4 separate regions of the Mus musculus genome follow, and all the other regions are linked to region 3. Evidence: chromatin contacts called from ENCODE Hi-C or POLR2A ChIA-PET data. All regions are on one chromosome and are shown on one strand. The core of a region is the stretch at or near the end of the contact, and the rest is flanking DNA. Distances in the headings are between cores, read along the strand shown. Region 1 holds the start of Zfp414 (zinc finger protein 414). Region 2 holds the start of Kifc1 (kinesin family member C1). Region 3 holds the start of Rab11b (RAB11B, member RAS oncogene family). Region 4 holds the start of Zbtb22 (zinc finger and BTB domain containing 22).

Region 1 (4,590 bases), core at 547-3,046, 130 kb before region 3:
CCTACCATAGAAATATGACGACCTAAGTTCATATCCCCAGATACCAGGTAAATGCCAGGTGGGCACTATGGCCCACCTGCAGCTTCAGCCTCAGACAGTAGAGACCGTGCATCCCCAGAGCAAGAATAGTCATATTGTTGAGCTCTGAGTTTGATTTTGAGGTCCTGTCTCATCGAATAAGGAGGAAGAGGCCTGGAGGATTATTCCCCACTGCAACCACCAGCCTCCATATGCACAAGCCACAAAGTGAACATGTACCCACAAATGTGAGTATGCACCTGCAAACAAATACCCCACAAACATGTGTGCATATATACATGCAACCACATACACAAAAATGGAAAAACAAACATTCATCAATGACTACTTCAGAAACCATGGTTTCTCTCTCTTCCACCTCTTGAAAGTCCTACAGGAGCCAGGCGTGGTGGCGCACGCCTTTAATCCCAGCACTCGGGAGGCAGAGGCAGGCAGATTTCTGAGTTCGAGGCCAGCCTGATCTACAGAGTGAGTTCCAGCCAGGGCTACACAGAGAAACCCTGTCTCGAAAAAACAAAACAAAAGAAAGAAAGAAAGAAAGAAAGAAAGAAAGAAAGAAAGAAAGAAAGAAAGGAAGGAAGAAAGGAAGCCCTACAGGACTCACCCAAGTTCTCTTTCTGACCTCCATACCAACATCTTTATTCTGTTTCAATAGTGCAGAGGTCTCGCCCTTGCTTACGAAAGGGGAGCTTGCTCTTTGCCAGCTCAGGACATCTGCGCCAGCTTGCTGTAGTGCTCTGCTTCTGTAGGCATCAAGGCACAGCTCAAGTCACCCCCTTAGACAGGCTTCCCTGACTCCTCATTTCACATCAGTTTTGTTTGTTTTCTTATCTCCTAGGATAGATCCAAGATCATTTTTCTGCTGTTGTTGATTTATTGTCTCTCCATTTTCTTGGTTGACTAGAGACTCCCAAGAGCAGTACTAAGTTCCTGGCACATAGGATGCACTTAAGGAAAGTAGGGTGGGCAGGCGACCTCTCAGTAGTAGTGCACTTGGGATTCATTTTCACACCTCTCGACCTGTGGAATTTGCTTGTTCCTGAAGATCCATTAGTTAGAGTGTTTCTCACATTGGGCTATTACAACAGATTCGTACTTGCTGCACACTGGATGTGCTGAAAATTTTATGGTGCTTGCTAGGAAGATGGGTCTGTGCAGACACAAGGGACCAGGGTTCAAACCCACAATCATGTAAATGAGAAAGAGTTTGGATCTCTAGCCCTCCCTGTGAGGCATAGCAGCTTCCTGTAATCAGGGCCCTTTGGAGGTGGACACAGGAATCTTCTGACAAGTAAGTTAGCTAGCTAGGTGGGAACTGGTGAGCTCCAACTTCAGTGAGAGATGTTGCCTCAGTGAATGAAGTGGAGAGCAATGAAGGAAGACAATGTCTACCTTGGACCTCCGCTCTTACCTGCTCACATCTGTGCATATACATATTCATTTGTACGTGTATGTGTACAGAGCTAAGGATGTGGCTTGCTTTGTAGAGAGTTTGCCTAGCATATATGAAAACTCTGGGTTTGATACTCAGTACCACCTAAAACCTGGTGTATTGGCATCTAAGTTCAAGGTCAACTTCTGTGTAAGGCCAACCTGGGCTATAAAAGTGGGGAGGGGAAGAGCTTTTGTCAGTTTTCTCTGAAATTTAAGACCAATCAAAAGCAGACCTTCTCTGTTTCTGTATAAGAGCTGCAGTGTAGTCTCAGGCCCCTCCTTCTAGAGAAGCGCCCAGAATTAGGCCACACCCCATGTCTCGCGAGATCTGAGAAGCGGGAAAATGGCGCCGATGTGAGCGAGAGACCGTGTCGCCGAGGAAGACGCCCCTGCTGGAGCCAGAGCCTCCGAAGGCACGGGAACCAGAGGTGTAACTGAGTAGAGGATGGTGAGCGCAGCACCCCGCACGCGGACGCGGAAGAGCAGCGGGACTGACAGGGAACGGTCCTGCCGCGCGCCCCCCTCCAGCTGACCCCGCCCCCACATCCGGGTCCCCGCCCGCCTCTGACTGTCACTTAGCTTTCGTCCAGCCCTGAAGGCCGGGCCACACCCACTCTCCTAGAGTTCAGTCCCTAAATTTAACACGTATTGGCTCAGAGCGTCTATCTGCTCAGCTCTAGCTTAGCCAGTATTCCCCATCATCACACGATCCACTGTAGGCCCTCCAGCATTTCCTAGTTGCTCCTCTAGGCCACACCTCCGCCCCTAGTGCCTCTCCTGCCAAAATTGAGGAAGGGATGTTAATGCTGCTTTTTTATGCATAATCCCTGATAACTCCTGCAATTGGAATTAGGAGACAGTAGCTCGGTCTGCCCTTATCTCCCGTATCTTGCTGGTGACTCAGAAAGTGGAATGACTGGGTAATATCTGGTGAGTGTTGAAGGAGTCTGTCTTGTGGACCTTTGTAGTAGAAGGGCATCTGTCTGACCTAGGGATCCCAGCCTGATTTTAGCCACTTCTTGCACCAGGAGGAACCATCCAGGCCCAGCTCGGACACGCTGACCACTGTAGAATCCAGCTCCGGTGAGCCAGACAAGGAGGTGGCATCTCCAGATGGGGCAGCTCCAGCCACTTTTTCCTCCGTGGAGGAGCCCAGCCCTAACCCAACAGCCATGCCACCAGTGTGGGACCATGGAGGACCTCTGCAGCAAGTTGCCTATCCAGCCTCAGACAGTTGCCAGACTGGCTCAACCAACACAGGCGTGGGGACCAATGAGGACCTTCGGTTGCCCAGACGCCGTCCACCGCCAGGTTATCTGTGGACCTTTCTGGGGAGTCACATGCCTTTGATAGGGCTGAGATGGTGCAAGACAAGGAATCACCTTTTATCCCATTGCGGGGGTGGGGGGGTGGGGTGGGGGGTGGTCTTCACCATTTACTGAGCACCTTGTCAATATGTCAGGTGTGGCTCCAGAGATGAACTAAACCAATCCAGCCCTTCCGGGCAGTTTATTCTGACAGTGGCTGGGTGGGGAGTAATCAAGGCTTTTGGGTAGGTCAGTAAGGAAGAGAGTAATGACACCCATTCGTTCCTGCAGGGAAACAAATACCCTGCTCTAGCCCCGGCTGCTGCCTCAGTTTCCCCAGTGTTCGTGATCTAGCACAGCATCTCCGTACCCACTGCCCACCCACACAGTCACTGGAAGGTAAGATGAGGGTTGCTGATAGTGAAGCAGATAGGCAGAGCCCCCCCCCCCAGAGTTAGTCTTAACCACCCCACTCCACATCTGCACTTTATCCCTACCAGGCAAACTCTTCCGATGCTCCGCGCTGAGCTGCACTGAGAGTTTCCCCAGCATGCAGGAGCTGGTAGCCCACGGCAAGCTGCATTACAAGCCCAACCGCTACTTCAAGTGAGAGCCTGACCATCCCCCTCTTTCAATTCCCAGATCTTTAGTGCTTCTTAGTGTGTGTGGAGGAAGGGTGGGTTGAAGTATGAGTGTGGCCTGGGAAACCAGCTCCAACCATGCATGGAAAACAGATGGGAATTAAGTCATTCTGGCTACGGGCTCAGTTTGGAGGTGCAGGGTATACATGCCGTGGTTCCGTCCAGTTCTACCTCATGTCTTATGTGGAAAACTGGCACTTAAGTAAAACCAAACTTGAGATTCTGAGCTGGAAAGGTCCAGAAGAATTAAGACTACAGTAAAGGAGGGCCTGTAGGCCAAGCTCCTTTACTTTGTGTGCAGTACTACAGAGATTCTGATATAGATACCCTTCCTACATCTTGGTCCCTGGGAAGCAGTGGATAGGCCCTTCCTGTTGCCCAGGATATAGTCCAGTACTGTGCCTGCCCCCAGGTGTGAGAATTGCCTCCTGCGCTTCCGCACTCACCGTTCACTCTTCAAGCATCTGCATGTTTGTATAGACCATGGTCAGAACCCAGCCCCGCCACCACCCCCTGCCCTGGACAAAGAGCCACCTGTACCCGAGCGTCCCCCAGAGTCCGACCCTTCGTCTTCCCTGGGCCTGCCATTCCCACTACTTGAGCCTTTTACCTCTGCCCCCACTGGGCCCTTCCTTCCATACTTGAACCCTGCACCCTTTGGCCTGAGTCCCCCTCGACTGCGCCCATTCCTGGCTGCCACTCCAGGGCCACCAGCATCCAGCACTGCCATCTGGAAGAAGAGTCAAGGTGAGTATAGGAGCAGGTTGCCTGCAAAGCTGGCTGAGCCCACCTTTATTCTGAACTTGAACTGCTTCTTTCCTGCAGGCGCTACCAGTAGTCCCAGAAGACCTCAGGGTGGCTCTGATGCGCCCTCAGGTGCGTGCAGGTGACCACCAGGGCAGGGTGGAGGGGCCTTCATTCCTATGCCCTGTGTGGGCCTTGCGAATGCTGGAAAGCAGCAGTGCCTGTCCCTTAAAATACATGATTTTTACCTTTAAAATGACTGGTACCTATGCCTTCATCTGCGCTGGCGTTCCTGTGTAAACATTTGTGTCTTGTCCAATCTCTGAGTGCTCTTCTCCGGTGGTGGATCCAGGGATAGGAGGCAAATGTGGTGCCTGCGGTGATGGGCAGTCAAGCCCAGGAAAAAGAATCCAGCTTGCCTGGAC
Region 2 (4,759 bases), core at 975-3,474, 130 kb after region 3:
TTTCCCCCTTGATCACTAATTAAGATAATGCTTTACAGCTGGATCTCATGGAGGCATTCCCCCAACTGAAGCTCCTTTCTCTGTGATAACTCCAGCCTGTGTCAAGTAGACACAAATTAGCCAGTACAGTAACCAATTCCTTAGCTGCCACAGCCATATGCATCCCAGGCTAAGCTATGAGGGAGGCAGAGTTTGTAGAGAACAATGTTACACCATAATGTAAAAAGTCACACCTTGACAGCGATTTAAAAAAAAAAAAAAAAAAAAAAAAGATGGTTCACTAAATTGGTTCTCATACATTTTCCTTAAAAAAAAAAAAAGTAAACAATAACAAAGCCAAGAGCGGTGATCCCAACTCTCTGGAGGCAGAAGCAGTGGGTACACCAGTTCTAGCCAGTTCTAGACTAGCCAGAGTAACATGGTAAGACCCTATTTCAAAATACAAAAAACCCAACTTTATTACTGAGTAATTGAAAAGCACTACCTTTTATGTTTTTCATGCTTTTTCTGGACAACTCTAACCAGTATAAATCTCTCTCTCCCTGCCGAAAGGGAGACACAAGGACCTCTTCTCTCAGACACACTTAACACACAGTACAGCTGGGCACTGATGGCGCACACCTTTAACCCCAGCACTCGGGAGGCAGAGGCAGGCAGATCTCTGAGTTCTAAGCCAGCCTGGTCTACAGAGTGAGTTCTAGGACAGCCAGGGTTACACAGGGAAAACAGCTACCACCACCACAAAACAACAACAAACAAACCACAAAACAACAACAACAAACAAACAAAACAACAACAACAAATCAGCAAGCAAACCCTGCTATTCTTGGGCATGCTACCAGCTTCAGGTTACTAGGTCAAATTTATATTGGTTTTTTTTTTTTTTTTTGAGACAATGTATCACTGGCCTGAATCTCCAAGCTCTGGTCTGAGCCTCCACACAGGTGACCTCAGGTGCACAACTGACTTCAGGATGGTTCGTTGCTTTTGGTTCAGGGGACTATAGACCCAGGTGTTTCTTGGATGCTCGCCTAGCACTGCACCACAGACCTCTTCCTTCCAGTTTTAACTCTCCATACCTTAGTTAATGTTGTTCCTCCTAGCTTTCTTCTTCCCCTTCCATCTGCTTGAACCTTTACTGTCCTTCACTCCCTCCCAATAGAGATACAAATTGTATTATGTCTGTCTCCCCAGGGAGTGTCAGCTCACTGGTAGCTAGGACTCCTGTCTCCTACATAAGTACAGCTGTGCAGGGCCAGAAGATGCTTGGCAAATACTGCAGGAACAAATCTGAGAAAAACTATTTTACTTTTTAACTGTCACCTGTCACAGTGCAGTGCTCTCCCTTTTGGCTGTGAGTATACCAGAAAGTCTCTTCAAGCTGAACACCGACTGTGAGTCAGTCTAGACTGAAATGCTGGTAAACAAAGAATGCAGGCCGGTCTTTCCTGACACCAGAGAGATCAGTCCATTAATTGCCACACACATACGCCTCAGATGCTTGTGGTGAAGAAGGGCACCCCCATAAACTAGTCAGCAGTCCAAATGAGCAAAAGGAAGAGGCAGGCGAGGGAATAAGGATCCTCTGGGCCGATGCCCCCATTTCTCCTCTCCCCTTCCTCTATCCCGATCCAGCAGCAACACAACAGGTCATCAGCAAGAAAGGTACTTTGCGGACAAGCGACAAGGCCTCTTTCAGAACCCTCGCTTCTCCCACAAGGCGATCTGTAAGAACTGAGAAGCACAAACATGTCGAATCCGCTTGAGAATTCGAAATGGGAAATGCTGGAGGGGGATAAGGGACACGGGATGGTCGCGCCTGCACGACTGGAATGGCGGGCCAACGTCGCTGCGACTGTCCTGGGACCTCGCCGTGTGTGTGTGTGTGTGTGTGTGTGTGTGTGTGTGTGTGTTGCCCTCACTGACTCGGCCGCTGGTGTCCTGGGCGCGAGGCGGTGCGACCCTCCCCTGCAGGACGGCTTGCCCCGACCTGTCCCCGGGACGCGGGTCTCCGGGCGGCCGGCCTGCGTCCTCCGATCTTGGCGCGAGGTCGTCTCCGCCGCACTCACCTGCGCCTGCACGTCCATGGTGGTCCGCACAGAAAGGGTGCAAAGGCAGCAGGCAGGACGATGAGACCCGCGTCCTCTCAAGGGCTCGCGCCGCAAAACGCCGAAGCCAGGCTGTCCAGGAGCCAGGCCAATCAGCCACACCCGCCACTTTTGAATTTCAACCTCCGCGCAGTCAACGCACTTCAATCCGCAGAGGCCAATCCGCGCCGGCGCCGCGGTCGCGAGCCAATCACGGTGCCCTCCGCCTCCGGGGCCACGCCCCCTGAGTCGCGACTCTTCTAGTCCGCTAGAGCACCAGAACTAGACCCCTTGGATCCTACTTCCGGATCCGCTCTTCCTCTTTTCTCCCTCTCCCCCTCCCGAGCGCCGAGCGCGGCTTCCTGAGGTCTCTGGTTGCGTCAGAAGTGCGCTTGTGTGGAGGAGTGGCGTGGGGGAGGCAATACGCATGTGCCTGAGCGGGGTCGGGGCGGAGCGAGCGCCACCTAGCGGATACTGCTGAACTTGCACACCTCCTCGCCAACCCTGTAGACTGGAGACTGTTACACCGAGGTCGCTCTTGGTCCACTTTCTCAGGTCCGAAAAGTGGAAGCTGGTTGATGGCGCTGACCTGTCCTCAAAGAAGAAAAAGTGGAACCCATATCTGGAGATGTAATAAAGTCATAAATCTAGAGTAGGGCCGGGAGGATAGCAAACTGGTTATCCCTGAAACTCATATAATGTGGAAGGTGAGAACTAATTCGCCACAAAGTTTTCTGTGCCCCTCCTGCCTCCAATATTATATATTATACATAAACAATATGTATTATATACATAAACATATATCTTTACACATATAAATAATACCCAATAGTACGTATTATATATATAAGCATATATATATATATATATATATATATATATATAAAACACATAAATTACATATATATTTATTTTGTTTTTTCGAGATTGGGTTTCTCTGTGTAGCCCTGACTGTCTTGGAATTCTATTTGTAGAACAGGCTGGCCTTGAACTCAGAGATGCTAGGGCTACCCTGTGCCACCATGCCCAGGTCAATAAACAATCTTTTAGATTAAAAAATCAAAACAAAACTAGAAGCCAGGCTTGGTGGCACACGCCTTTAATCCCAGTTCCCAGTACTCAGAATGCAGAGGCAGACAGATCTCTTGAGTTCAAGGCCAACCAGGTCTACAAAGTAAATTCCAGGGCAGCCAGGCTCTGTAGAGAGACCCTGTCTTAAATAAATAAAGAAACACACACACACACATACATACATACATAACTGGATAAATAAATAGTATGTTTCTTTTTTTTTTTTTTTTTTTTTTGGTTTTTTGAGACAGGGTTTCTCTGTGTAGCCCTGGCTGTCCTGGAACTCACTCTGTAGACCAGGCTGGCCTCGAACTCAGAAATCTGCCTGCCTCTGCCTCCCGAGTGCTGGGATTAAAGGCGTGCGCAACCACACCCAGCAGTTTCTTTTTTTTTTTAAAGATTTATTATATGTAAGTACACTGTAGCTGTCCTCAGACACTCCAGAAGAGGGCGCCAGATCTCATTACGGATGGTTTTGAGCCACCATGTGGTTGCTGGGATTTGAACTCAGGACCTTTGGAATAGCAGTCAGTGCTCTTAACCACTGAGCCATCTCTCCAGCCCAAATAGTATGTTTCTTGACACCAAACTCTAAATCTACAGCCCCCAAAGACCTTACTTGAGATGTTTCCAAGTCTACAAATGTTAATGGGGGGACACTAGAAAATTTCTGGTTATAATTCGCCAAACTGGTTATAATTTTAAACTAGACAGTATTTCCCTAGTGACTTTCTAGAAAAAAAGCAAAAGTTTTAGTGTGTGACAAAATGTGAGTTTGTCTTCTACTGAAACCTGTTTTGGGAGTTTATCTTTCTTGGCATGAAGCCTGACAGCAAGGTAAACCAACCTGTGAGATTTTACACATGGGATGGACTGACCTGGCCCCTGCAGCCTTGGGATAGGAGCTGGCTCAGGAAGGACGGCCTGCTGCTGCTAAACTGTCTGATGCAGCCAAAGCTCCATCACAGAGCTCAGAGAAGGATACATTTGGACAACAAAGGGAAAACAAATATCTTCCTTATGTATCAATTAGAATAACAGAGGCTTACCAGAGCAAGACGAAATCCTCACAGGAGGTGATCTCAGTGGCTTCGTTGGGGGCTAGGTCAGTCTTCAGCTGGCTGGCAGAGCAGTCCCGGATTGCAGCAGCCACACCCAGAAGATCTGAAAGATTTTTCTGCAGAGAAGGAATTTGGGAGAACGACTCACCTCGGTGAAACAGTCAACCCAATGTTGTTCTTAAATTGCGCAGGTCCTGCCAGCAGGCAGTTCTTTGCCCAGTGGTCAGTAGTACCACACTTGAAGCGAGCTCCAGGGGAGTGAGTTGCCGCAAATCTTTGGAGACAGCCTCCTGCTGCTATCAGGAGCTGGTATTTGTGGTCAGGGGGAGCCTTTTTCATTAAACACCATAAATGCAATAGTCAGCAGATCTCTGAGGGGTTTGAGAGGCAATATGTAATCCTTCTATTAGGCAGACCCGATTTTAAACAAATACTTGTTTTAGTTATTTGCTTTAGGCTTAACCTTGCCAATAGTCAGGGTTTGTATATGCTTGGCCCAGGGAGTGTCACTACTTGGAGGTGTGGCCTTGTTGGGTTAGG
Region 3 (5,000 bases), core at 1,929-4,428:
GAAGAAGGTACCTGCCAGACCAGGAAAGGAGGCCAGTGGGGGAGGGCAGTCGGGGCAGGCGGCCACTCCCCCACTGCCAGCTGCTGCAGGAGCTGATTGGTGCTTCCAGGAAGTGAGTTCTGGAGACAAGTACCAGTAATGGCAAAGGAGTTCCATTGCCCCTGACCTAGTAACTGCTCTTCTGGGAACGCACATCAAGGAACTAGCCCACAGGGCAAAGAGAGGACTAGGGCACACATTCAATGCCAGGCTATTTATAACAGTAAAAAGCCGAAAACAAGCAGGGAATGATCACAGATGCCTGGATGTGCTGACTGGAAGAGAACAGATCCCCTGCCCTGCCTAGAAGCTTCCTCTGGGTGGTCTGAGTGGGGACAGGCCCCTAACAGAGCAGGATTTGAATCTGTCCCACCCATCACCAGAGAGCCTTTCAAATCTCTGGTCTCCAAAACCTTTCCAAAACGTACTCTGCCTCTAAAGTGATACCCGGAATCTAACACCTGCTAATTGGTCTCACATCTGGATAGAGCCCACTCCCAGCCCATGGTGCTGTGTGGTAATCATATCTTTGCAGAAATCTGTCTGGCTCCATCTCAGGAGCCTTTTGCCCCAAGGATACCCCAGTACCTCCACAGTCCCAAGATGCCAAGGCTAGCTTTGAGGACCAGGACACACTCCCAGAAGGGCAAAGGTATGTCCCCTGAGGATCCAGGAGTTAGCTCTCAAAATCATTCACTATCAATCAGGGAGTCCAGCATGAATGGTTAGAGGACCCAAAAGCTCAGTTTGGCATAGAAGGTGTCACAATGCCAGAGATCCCTAAATATGCTCATCAGAAAATGAGGAACCCCAATGACACGGACAGAGGCTCACTAAGTAGGAAAGCTCTTCCTGTAATTGGATACATATGTGTTGAAGGAAGGAGGTATAACAACTGTCTTTTCCATATCTAAGCTTCAATCTTTGCCCCTAAACTTAACCTCTAAGTGGTAAGATCTGTCTTGGGCTCAACCTTGCTCCACCCTTAGGAACCTGCCTTTCTGAACTTGTTTCCCCCCCCCGCCCCCCCCACTTTTTTTTTTAAAGACATACTATGGATGTGTAACCTAAGTTAGCTTTTAAAAAATTTAAAAGAAGCCGGGCGTGGTGGCACATGCCTTTAATCCCAGCACTTGGGAGGCAGAGGCAGGCGGATCTGTGAGTTCGAGGCCAGCCTGGTCTACAAAGTGAGTGCCAGGACTACACAGAGAAACCCTGTCTCGAAAAAAAAAAAAAAAATACAAGAAAAATCTCATTCTGTTGACTTGCCACTCCCACCTCACCCGTTTATGTAGACCAGGCTTGCCTTGAACTCATGGAGCTCTGTCTGTCTCTGCTTCCTGAAGCTGGGATTAAAGGTGTGTGACACCACACTCTGCTAAATTACACGATTTTTTTTCAGTTTATCTCTATATGTGATGTGGAGTACCTGTGACGGGCAGAAGACAATTTGCAGACTCTCTTCCACCATGAAGGTCCCAAGATTGAACTCAGGTCATCAGGCCTGGCAGTGTACACAAATACCTACGCTACCTCACCATCCCAGATTGGCTCTGAACTGCAAAGAAATCCTGTCTTAAGTCAGGGTTTCTATTCCTGCACAAACATCATGACCAAGAAGCAAGCTGGGGAGGAAAGAGTTTGTTCGGCTTACACTTCCATACTGCTGTTCATCACCCAAGGAAGTCAGGACTGGAACTCAAGCAGGTCAGAAAGCAGGAGCTGGTGCAGAGGCCATGGAGGGATGTTCTTTACTGGCTTGCTTTCCCCTGGCTTGCTCAGCCTGCTCTCTGATAAAACCCAAGGCTGCCAGCCCAGAGATGGTCCTACTTACAAGGGGCCTTTCCTCCTTGATCACTAATTGAGAAAATGTCTTACGGTTGGATCTTATGGAGGCATTTCCTCAACTGAAGCTCCTTTCTCTGTGGTAACTCCAGCTGTGTCAAGTTGACACAAAACTAGCCAGTACATCCTCCTACCTCCAACTCTGAGTACTGGGATTGCAGGTGTGCACCACTACTGGCCTGTTTCCTGGATAATATGGGCTGTATAAACTAATAAGGAGGAGTAAAAGGGACCATTATTAAAAAGTTTCAGAATAGTACAGGTACTGCATTTAACGTTGTCCATGTGTGGTTTTTCTTTTTTTCCTTTGAGAAAGGGTTCCAGTAATCCAGCCTGGCCTCTGCACTTTTGATCTTCCTACCTCTGCCTCCCAAGTGTTGCGACTACAGGCCTGCACCATCACCAAGGCGGTGTTAGTGATAAAATCCAGGGCTTTGAGCATGCTGCTGCTAGGAATGCTACCAACTGAATCACTTCTCCATGAATATCAAGAGTTTGAACTAGTCGACAGACAGGCCCCAATCTACCCAATTCCAAAGCACCATAATATAGGGTTCCTGCACATGATCCAGGCTCCACTCCAAGGTAGGCCCCGGGTGTGTCAGTCAGTCCTAGAAGGCTCACACCAATCAGGCTTTGTGGGCACGCCCACAACCTTCTCCTTCGCCTTAACACCAGCTACAATCCTGCTTTCAACGCAGTCCGCCCGCCAAACCCAGGAAAGCCCCGCCCCTCGGGACGCCCCGCCCCAACGGCCTCTCCTACCACCTCGGGCCCCACCCCCCCAAGGCCCCGGCCCCGCCCCGGCGCATCCGGGGTCCGTAGGCCTCGCCGAGCCTCCCTTTCCTCACCACTGCGTACTAGGGCCCGAAGCCTAGCGAACTCCACTTGCCCCGGCTTCCTCCGACTCCCAGCCCGGATAGGCCCCGTTGAAGTCCGGGCCTCCACCCTGAGCTCTCTGTTCCTGTAGCACGGCTTCGGCCCTCCAGTCGCTACCGCCACCTCGCCTGTCTGTACCCCACAAGGCGCACCTTTGAATAGGTAATCGTACTCGTCGTCCCGGGTCCCCATTGTCCTGGCGCTTCCGGCGGGATCGGCGACTCCGCAGCCCCACCACAAACACCCGTCGGGGGCGGAACCGGCGCCGCGTAGAGCGGCGGTCTAAAGGCCAGTCAACGGTGAAAGCGGTAGTGACAGGCACCTGGACAAGCCAATCAGGCTGAGAAACCGAGCTCGGGGGGTAGGAGCCTCCTGGGATCCACCCTTCTAGCCCTCGGTCTCCCGGAGAAAGGCGGAAGGAATGCGGACCTTTTTGAAATGACAGATTCAGCAGCCTATCAAAAGCAGATGGGGGAAGGCGGGACGGAACACTTGAACAATGAAGTGGATTGACAGAGTGCGTAACCAATGAGAGACTGAACTCAGACTGGGCCTTCCAGCGAACCTGTAGGGGAAGGGAAATTGAGCTACCTCTAGGTGACGTTACGGACTTTAACGTCCTGATGACATCATAGATCAGTGGGTCTCCTCCGACCTCTTATTCTAGCCCCATAAATGACCATTTCCGGGCGTATGTTCGTTGATTGGGGGTGCCTTCTCTGGGTTGCAGTTCCCCAGTTCTTTGTTTAAATACAAAGCTTATGTCAGTACCTCCAAAACAAATGGGGATCCTAGGCTTTTTTATTTGTTCCTCTTCTCAAAAAGTTCTCTTGTTTTCTGCTTTCACCATTACTCATATTTTTTCTTTTCTTTTTTTAAGACAGGTTTTTCACTATGAAACCCTAGCTAGACTGGAATTGGTGATATGGATCAGACTATACCTGTCTGATTTTCTTTTTTCTTTATTGTTTTTTTTTTTTTTTTTTTTTTTTTTTTTTGTGACAGGGTCGCACCATGTAGCCCTGGCCATCTGGAACTTGCCCTGTATAGACCAGGCTGGCCTTGAACACAGAGAGCTGCCTGTCTCTGCCTCCCAAGTGCTGGGATTAGAGGCATTGGCCACCACCACCCAGCTTGATTTTGTTTGTTTGCTTGTTTGTTTGTTTGTTTGTTTGTTTGTTGAGACGAGGCCTCAAGTTACCCTGACTAGCTTCATATTGAAGAGGGAGTAGAGATAGAGAAAGGGAGAGAGAGTGGCAAGGAGGGGGGTGGAGAGAGAAGAGGAGAGGCCGGCCAGGGAGAAGGGGCAGAGTGTAGGATAAGAGAGGAGGGGGGCAAACAGCCCCTTTTCTAGTGAGTTAGTCATACCTAGCTATTGCCAGGTAACTGGGAGCCTAGAAGGAATGATAACAATACATATTTACTTTGAACTAACTTCTTTTTTTCTTGTTCTGTTTTATTTGGAGCACAGGGTCTCCCTGCCTAGAACCTGATATTTAACACTGAGAGATCCACCTGGCTCTGCGCCGCTAAACACGCCACCTCGTGCTAGCCAACTTTGAACTTATGATTCTCTTGTACACTGGTAACTTGGAAGTTACCTCTCGGGGGCTGGAGAGATGGCTCAGTGGTTAAGAGACTGACTGCTCTTCCAGAGGTCCTGAGTTCAATTCCAAGCACATGGTGGCTCACAACCATCTGTAATGGGATCTGATGCCCTCTTCTGGTTTGTCTGAAGACAGATACAGTGTACTCGTCACATATATAAAATAAATAAATAAAATCTTTTTTTAAAAATTTACCTCTCTGATTTCATTTTCTTTCTCTGCTTGTGTATTCCTGAGATTATGTGGCTCATTTGGGCCATGAAGTCTTTGTTTAACAGATATTAAGAGATTGGGAGAATAGTAAGGAACAGCAATGCAGCTTAATTTTATTTATGTGTATGTGTGTTATGTTTGCATGTTGTGCACTATGTGTTTGCAGTGCCCATAGAGGTCAGAGATGATGTTGGATCCTTAACTGGAGTAATAGACAGTTGTGATCCACCATGTGGGCACTGGGAATCAAACCTGGGTCTTCTGTAAGAGCAGCCAATGATCTTAACCACTGAGAAATCTCTCAAGCTGGAAGCTAAATTAATTAGAATGCAAAGGCTTGATTTCAATCCCTAGCACTGAAGTGGGGGAAAAGTTATTACTGGCACTATAACAGGTGTTTAGAAGCTGCTTTGGGGC
Region 4 (5,099 bases), core at 2,358-4,857, 160 kb after region 3:
AGACTGCTCTTTCCCTCAGGGTCCTAGCGGAATGGCATCCCAGGAGTGCCCTACTACCTCCAAAGCTGAGACTGATGATGACGATGATGACGATGATGATGACGACGACGAAGATAACGAGGAAAGTGAGGAGGAGGAGGAGGAGGAAGAGGAGGAGAAAGAGGCTACTGAAGATGAAGATGAGGATCTAGAACAGTTGCAGGAAGATCAGGGGGGTGATGAAGAAGAGGAAGGAGGAGGTATATGCGTAAACGGAGCTCCTCTGTGGGGAGCATCCTTGTGGTGTTAGTTCTGCTCTGTCGGACATGAGCTCCTTGTTGAGCCTTTCCCTCCCTTCCTCCCTCCCTCCCTCCCTCCCTCCCTCCCTCCCTCCCTCCCTCCCTTCCTTCCTTCCTTCCTTCCTTCCTTCCTTCCTTCCTCCTCCTCCTCTTCCTCCTCCTATGCCCTTTTTTTTTTTTTTAAAGATTTATTGATTATTATATGTAAGTATACTGTAGCTGTCTTCAGACACACCAGAAGAGGGCGTCAGATCTCGTTACGGATGGTTGTGAGCCACCATGTGGTTGCTGGGACTTGAACACTGGACCTTTGGAAGAGCAGTCCGGTGCTCTTACCCACTGAGCCATCTCTCCAGCCCTCTCCTATGTCCTTTGCACAGCCCCTCTATCCCTGTTCCTCATCCACCCCTCCCCTTTCTTTTCCAGATAATGAAGGAAATGAGAGTCCCACATCGCCTTCAGACTTTTTCCATAGAAGGAATTCAGAGCCTGCAGAAGGGCTCAGGACCCCCGAGGGGCAGCAAAAGAGAGGACTGACAGAGACCCCAGCATCCCCGCCAGGGGCATCCCTGGACCCTCCCAGCACTGACGCTGAGAGCAGTGGAGAGCAGCTCCTCGAGCCGCTCCTGGGAGACGAGAGTCCTGTGTCCCAGCTCGCTGAGCTAGAGATGGAAGCTTTGCCTGAGGAAAGGGACATTTCCTCCTCCAGGAAAAAGTCGGAAGATTCCCTCCCCACCATCTTGGAAAATGGGGCAGCTGTGGTTACCTCTACATCTGTCAATGGGCGTGTCTCTTCTCACACTTGGAGAGATGCCAGTCCCCCCAGCAAGAGATTTCGGAAGGAAAAGAAGCAACTGGGCTCTGGACTGTTAGGAAACAGGTAATAGTGGGTGAGGAGGAAGGCAGGCAAGGAGGCAGGACTCTCTGAAGGGAGCCTGATGTCCTAGGTCTCCCTGCAGCCTCAGGCCCTTTCTGTCATTTTTCTTCTGTCCTTAGCTATATAAAAGAACCGATGGCACAGCAGGACAGTGGGCAGAACACAAGTGTCCAGCCTATGCCATCCCCCCCCTTGGCCTCTGTGGCTTCTGTCGCTGATTCCTCCACAAGGGTGGACTCTCCCAGCCATGAACTGGTGACCAGCTCTCTGTGCAGCCCTTCTCCATCCCTGCTTCTCCAGACACCCCAGGCTCAGTCTCTCCGGCAGTGTATTTATAAGGTGAGTGGGCAGTGTCCCCTGGCACTGCATTCTCACCCTTTCCCTTTCTGTGGGTATTGCACCTCCTGCTCCTCTGTTTTCCCCATCTTCCTGCCCGCCCGCAAGTGCGTGCACGTGCATGCATGCTTGTGTAGTGACAGTTTTGGAATTTTGGCGTCTTTATAACAACTCAGAGCTGAGTGGTAGCGACACATGCCTTTGATCCTGGGAGGCAGAGGCAGGAGCATCTCTCTTGAGTCTGAGGCCAGCCTGGTTTACAAAGTGTGTCCCAGGACAGCCAGGGCCACACAGAGAAACTGTCTAAAACCCAAAAACCAACTAACTGACAAACAAAAAACCAGTGAAATAGGTTTTCATTTTAATCCCGGTGTGGAGTGTGGGGCTGCTTCCAACTGACTGTGACTGTGAGCTCTAGAGGTGTGGCTTTACCAGCTACAGATAGTTGCTTTGGTTGTGTGAAGTGATGTTTGGAATTCTGGGAACTTTTCAGGAGAGCATATAAATGGCAGAGCCTCCCCACCTTCCAGGAAGCATGGTTGGTGGTAGTACAGGGGTTGGTTGTGGTTTGTTAGTAGTCTTGCTCAAAGAACAAACAGGAAGAGAGACATTAGAATCAGAGATCCTGTCTCTCCTGTCTATCCTTTCTTTTCTATCTAGTGATGGGGGCGGATAAAGGGGAGGAAAAAGAACACACAAAGTCTCAAAGACTGGCTGTGTGTGTGTGTGTGTGTGTGTGTGTGTGTGTGTGTGTGTTTAGGTTTAACCCCATCAACCAGGAGGCAGAGGCATACAGGTCTCTCTAACTTCAAGGCCACAGTCTAGTCTACCCAGTGACAGTCAAGGTTACATAGTGAGACCATGTAAAACAAAACAAAAAAGACTTATTTTATGTAAATAGGTGTTTTGTTGGCATGCATACCTATGTGCTACATTTGTGTCTGGTGCTCATGGAGGCCAGAAGAGGGCGTCTGATCCTATAGATCTGGAGTCACGGAGAAGGCAGAGAGCCGCCATGTGAGACTGGATACAACACTCGGGTCTTCTGCAAAGCAGCTGCGTGCTTAGTGGCTGAGCCATCTTCCAGCCTTCCATCCTGCTTTGTTTTGTTTCTGAGACAAGGTCTTTCTATGTAGCCCTGACTGTCCCAGAACTCTGTATGTAGTAGATCAGGCTGGCCCCAAACTCGGATATCAGCCCGCCTCTGCCTCTTGAGTGTTCGGACTAAAGGCGTGAGCCGCCATGCCTGGCTCACCCTTCTTTCTCCTCTGACTTGTCTGCAGACCAGTGTGGCCACACAGTGCGACCCGGAGGAGATCATCGTGCTTTCAGACTCTGATTAGCAGGCCCCATGCTCCCCGTGCTCCCTGCATCCAGAAGGTTTTTTGTATGGCTGTTGGAAGATGATGGAGTAAAAGATGGACAGAGCTCCTCCCGTTTTGATGGTGTTTCTTTTGACAAAAAAAAAAAATCAAAATGTTTTAAGTTTTACACAGACACATTAATAAACAATGAATTTCTTTTTATTGTATTCTTTCCTTTACTTTGCCTTTTCTCTTGTGACAGCTGTCACCTGGATCTGCCTTTTCTATCCTGGCTCTCTTTTTAGGGCGTCCTCATCCTTAACCCTTCCTTGAGCCTTCTTCCCCTAGGCACTTTTAAAGATAAGTGCTTCGGAAGCCTTCTTAAGCAGCTTTCCTCTCTCGTTTTGAGCGGTCTGAGTGAAAAGGCCAATCAGGGGCTGACTCAAGGTGATTTGGCCAATCCAGGCCTGGAGGAGGGGGGCGGGGCTTGGGGGGTTCTCATATGCTGGGAAAAGGGCTGTTAGATCCCGCGAGCAAGCTAACGTCCAGAGCTCGGGGTGGAGCCTGGGAAGCGGAAGCCAGCACTGGTCAATGAGACAAGGTAGGCTTGTCGGATTAAAGGGGAACGAAGGTTTCGGCCAAACCAATTCCTGAGTCCTCAGCCGCAGACGGGACCTGGTACCTTTAAGGCGGAATGAAGCGCCGGTTCTTTAAAGGAAAAGTGTCGCTGTCGGTCGACTTTTGCCCAGCGGCACAGGAGGGGTGCTGGCCTGCGCCTTTAAGGTCGCAGGTCCGGGAGGCGGAGTGGAGGCGGAAGGCGGAGGGAGTCGGCACAAGATGGCGGCGGGAGGGGCTGGGGCTGCGGCTCTGGTCGCGGAGTGAGGGGGGGGGCCCGGGGGCGCGCGGCCAGGTAAGCGGGGGCGCGCGGGGCTGGGGGCCCCCCTCAGGCTGGGGAACAGTCCGAGGGCGCGATTGGGGAGGACTGGGGGGCGGGGTTCGGGGGCGGGGGCAAACACGAGGCGGGGTCGGGGATCCAGGGGGCGGAGCCCTGGAGGGTCCTGAAGGGGCGGGGTCGGGATCAACTGGGGGCTCTAGGGGGAGGAGCTTGAGAACTGTGGAGAACACCCCTTCACCCCAAGAAAATCGGTACGCAACACCAAGGAGGGGGCGTTCTTTTGAGAGTGAAGCCGTAGACTAGGATAGACGCCCCTTCCCTGAGAGCCCCCTATTTCCTGACCCAGGAGCGAGAGTACTAAACTTGGAATACTTTCTTTGCTAGCGCTGCGGTTTGGTGGTGTTTGATTGGATGTTTTACTTAATAGTGAGCCTCAGTTGCCCCGTCTGTACCATGGGGTTGACAGGGGTACCTGTTTTTTTTTTTTAAATACTGTGATGGCTTAAAATCAGTGATGCTTTCAAAATGCTGTTATTCTTTTTTTTTTTTTTTCCCTAGAGACCCCCCCGGCCGCCCTCTTCTTTCCTTTGTTCCTGTGGCTGGGGGGGTATCTCCTTCCACAGCATGGAGCCGTCTGCTCTGTCACCCAGTGGGGCCACACTCCCACTGCCTCTGTCACTGGCTCCACCGCCACTGCCTCTGCCGGCAGCTGCAGTGGTACACGTGTCCTTCCCTGAGGTGACCAGTGCCCTCCTGGAATCCCTCAACCAGCAGCGGCTCCAGGGTCAGCTCTGTGATGTGTCCATCCGCGTGCAGGGACGGGAGTTCCGCGCTCACAGGGCCGTCTTGGCTGCCTCCTCTCCTTACTTCCACGACCAGGTCCTACTGAAAGGCATGACTTCCATTTCCCTGCCAAGCGTCATGGACCCAGGCGCTTTTGAGACTGTCCTGGCCTCAGCTTACACGGGCCGCCTCAGCATGGCTGCTGCGGACATTGTCAACTTCCTCACAGTGGGGTCGGTCCTCCAGATGTGGCACATTGTGGATAAGTGCACTGAACTCCTTCGGGAGGGTCGATCCGCAGCCACTACAACCACTGTCACTACTGCTGCAGCCCCCTCTGTCTCTGTCCCTTGTGCCAGTGTCCCATCAGGGAATGGGGGCACTGTCGCCCCTGCCACCGTAGGCTCTGTCCGTTCCCATACCTCCAGCAGGGCCAGTGAGAATCAGTCTCCCAGCAGTAGCAACTACTTCAGCCCCCGGGAGTCGACTGATTTCTCCTCTACCTCCCAGGATGCATTTGTGGCCTCAGCAGCAGGTAGTGGGAACCGTCGGGATGGTGGCCCGGTGTTCCCAGCCCCTGTGGTTGGCAGTGCGGGTACCACCTCCGGGAAGTTGCTGCTGGAGGC

What was found. A loop is a pair of places that touch in the nucleus more often than their neighbours do. ChIA-PET counts read pairs that join two places held with the same protein, here RNA polymerase II (POLR2A).
Region 1: POLR2A ChIA-PET joins it to region 3 with 27 read pairs in embryonic stem cell. The contact joins the promoter of Zfp414 here to the promoter of Rab11b in region 3. POLR2A ChIA-PET finds 5 or more read pairs at or near these places in 4 of 5 experiments (Patski and embryonic stem cell).
Region 2: a map of regulatory T cell shows a loop between it and region 3 (2.7-fold over the local background). The contact joins the promoter of Kifc1 here to the promoter of Rab11b in region 3. A Hi-C loop is called at or near these places in 1 of 37 maps with a recorded cell type or tissue (regulatory T cell). POLR2A ChIA-PET finds 5 or more read pairs at or near these places in 2 of 5 experiments (Patski and embryonic stem cell).
Region 4: POLR2A ChIA-PET joins it to region 3 with 14 read pairs in embryonic stem cell. The contact joins the promoter of Zbtb22 here to the promoter of Rab11b in region 3. POLR2A ChIA-PET finds 5 or more read pairs at or near these places in 4 of 5 experiments (Patski and embryonic stem cell).

The regions. Positions count from the first base shown.
Region 1 is chr17:33,627,296-33,631,885 of GRCm38, forward strand. Zfp414 (zinc finger protein 414) reads left to right here and starts at 1,797. Exons shown (of 6, transcript NM_026712.3): 1 at 1,797-1,921; 2 at 2,502-2,784; 3 at 3,072-3,179; 4 at 3,281-3,386; 5 at 3,834-4,168; 6 at 4,247-4,421. The coding sequence starts at 1,919. The coding sequence ends at 4,311.
Region 2 is chr17:33,888,409-33,893,167 of GRCm38, forward strand. Kifc1 (kinesin family member C1) reads right to left here and starts at 2,225. Exons shown (of 11, transcript NM_001195298.1): 1 at 2,070-2,225. The coding sequence starts at 2,087.
Region 3 is chr17:33,757,308-33,762,307 of GRCm38, forward strand. Rab11b (RAB11B, member RAS oncogene family) reads right to left here and starts at 3,179. Exons shown (of 5, transcript NM_008997.3): 1 at 2,916-3,179. The coding sequence starts at 2,955. Gm17251 (a long non-coding RNA gene) reads left to right here and starts at 2,551. Exons shown (of 2, transcript XR_003952408.1): 1 at 2,551-3,280; 2 at 4,235-4,560.
Region 4 is chr17:33,912,569-33,917,667 of GRCm38, forward strand. Zbtb22 (zinc finger and BTB domain containing 22) reads left to right here and starts at 3,608. Exons shown (of 2, transcript NM_020625.3): 1 at 3,608-3,705; 2 at 4,249-5,099. The coding sequence starts at 4,315. Daxx (Fas death domain-associated protein) reads left to right here. Exons shown (of 8, transcript NM_007829.4): 5 at 20-239; 6 at 705-1,158; 7 at 1,275-1,494; 8 at 2,775-3,022. The coding sequence ends at 2,834.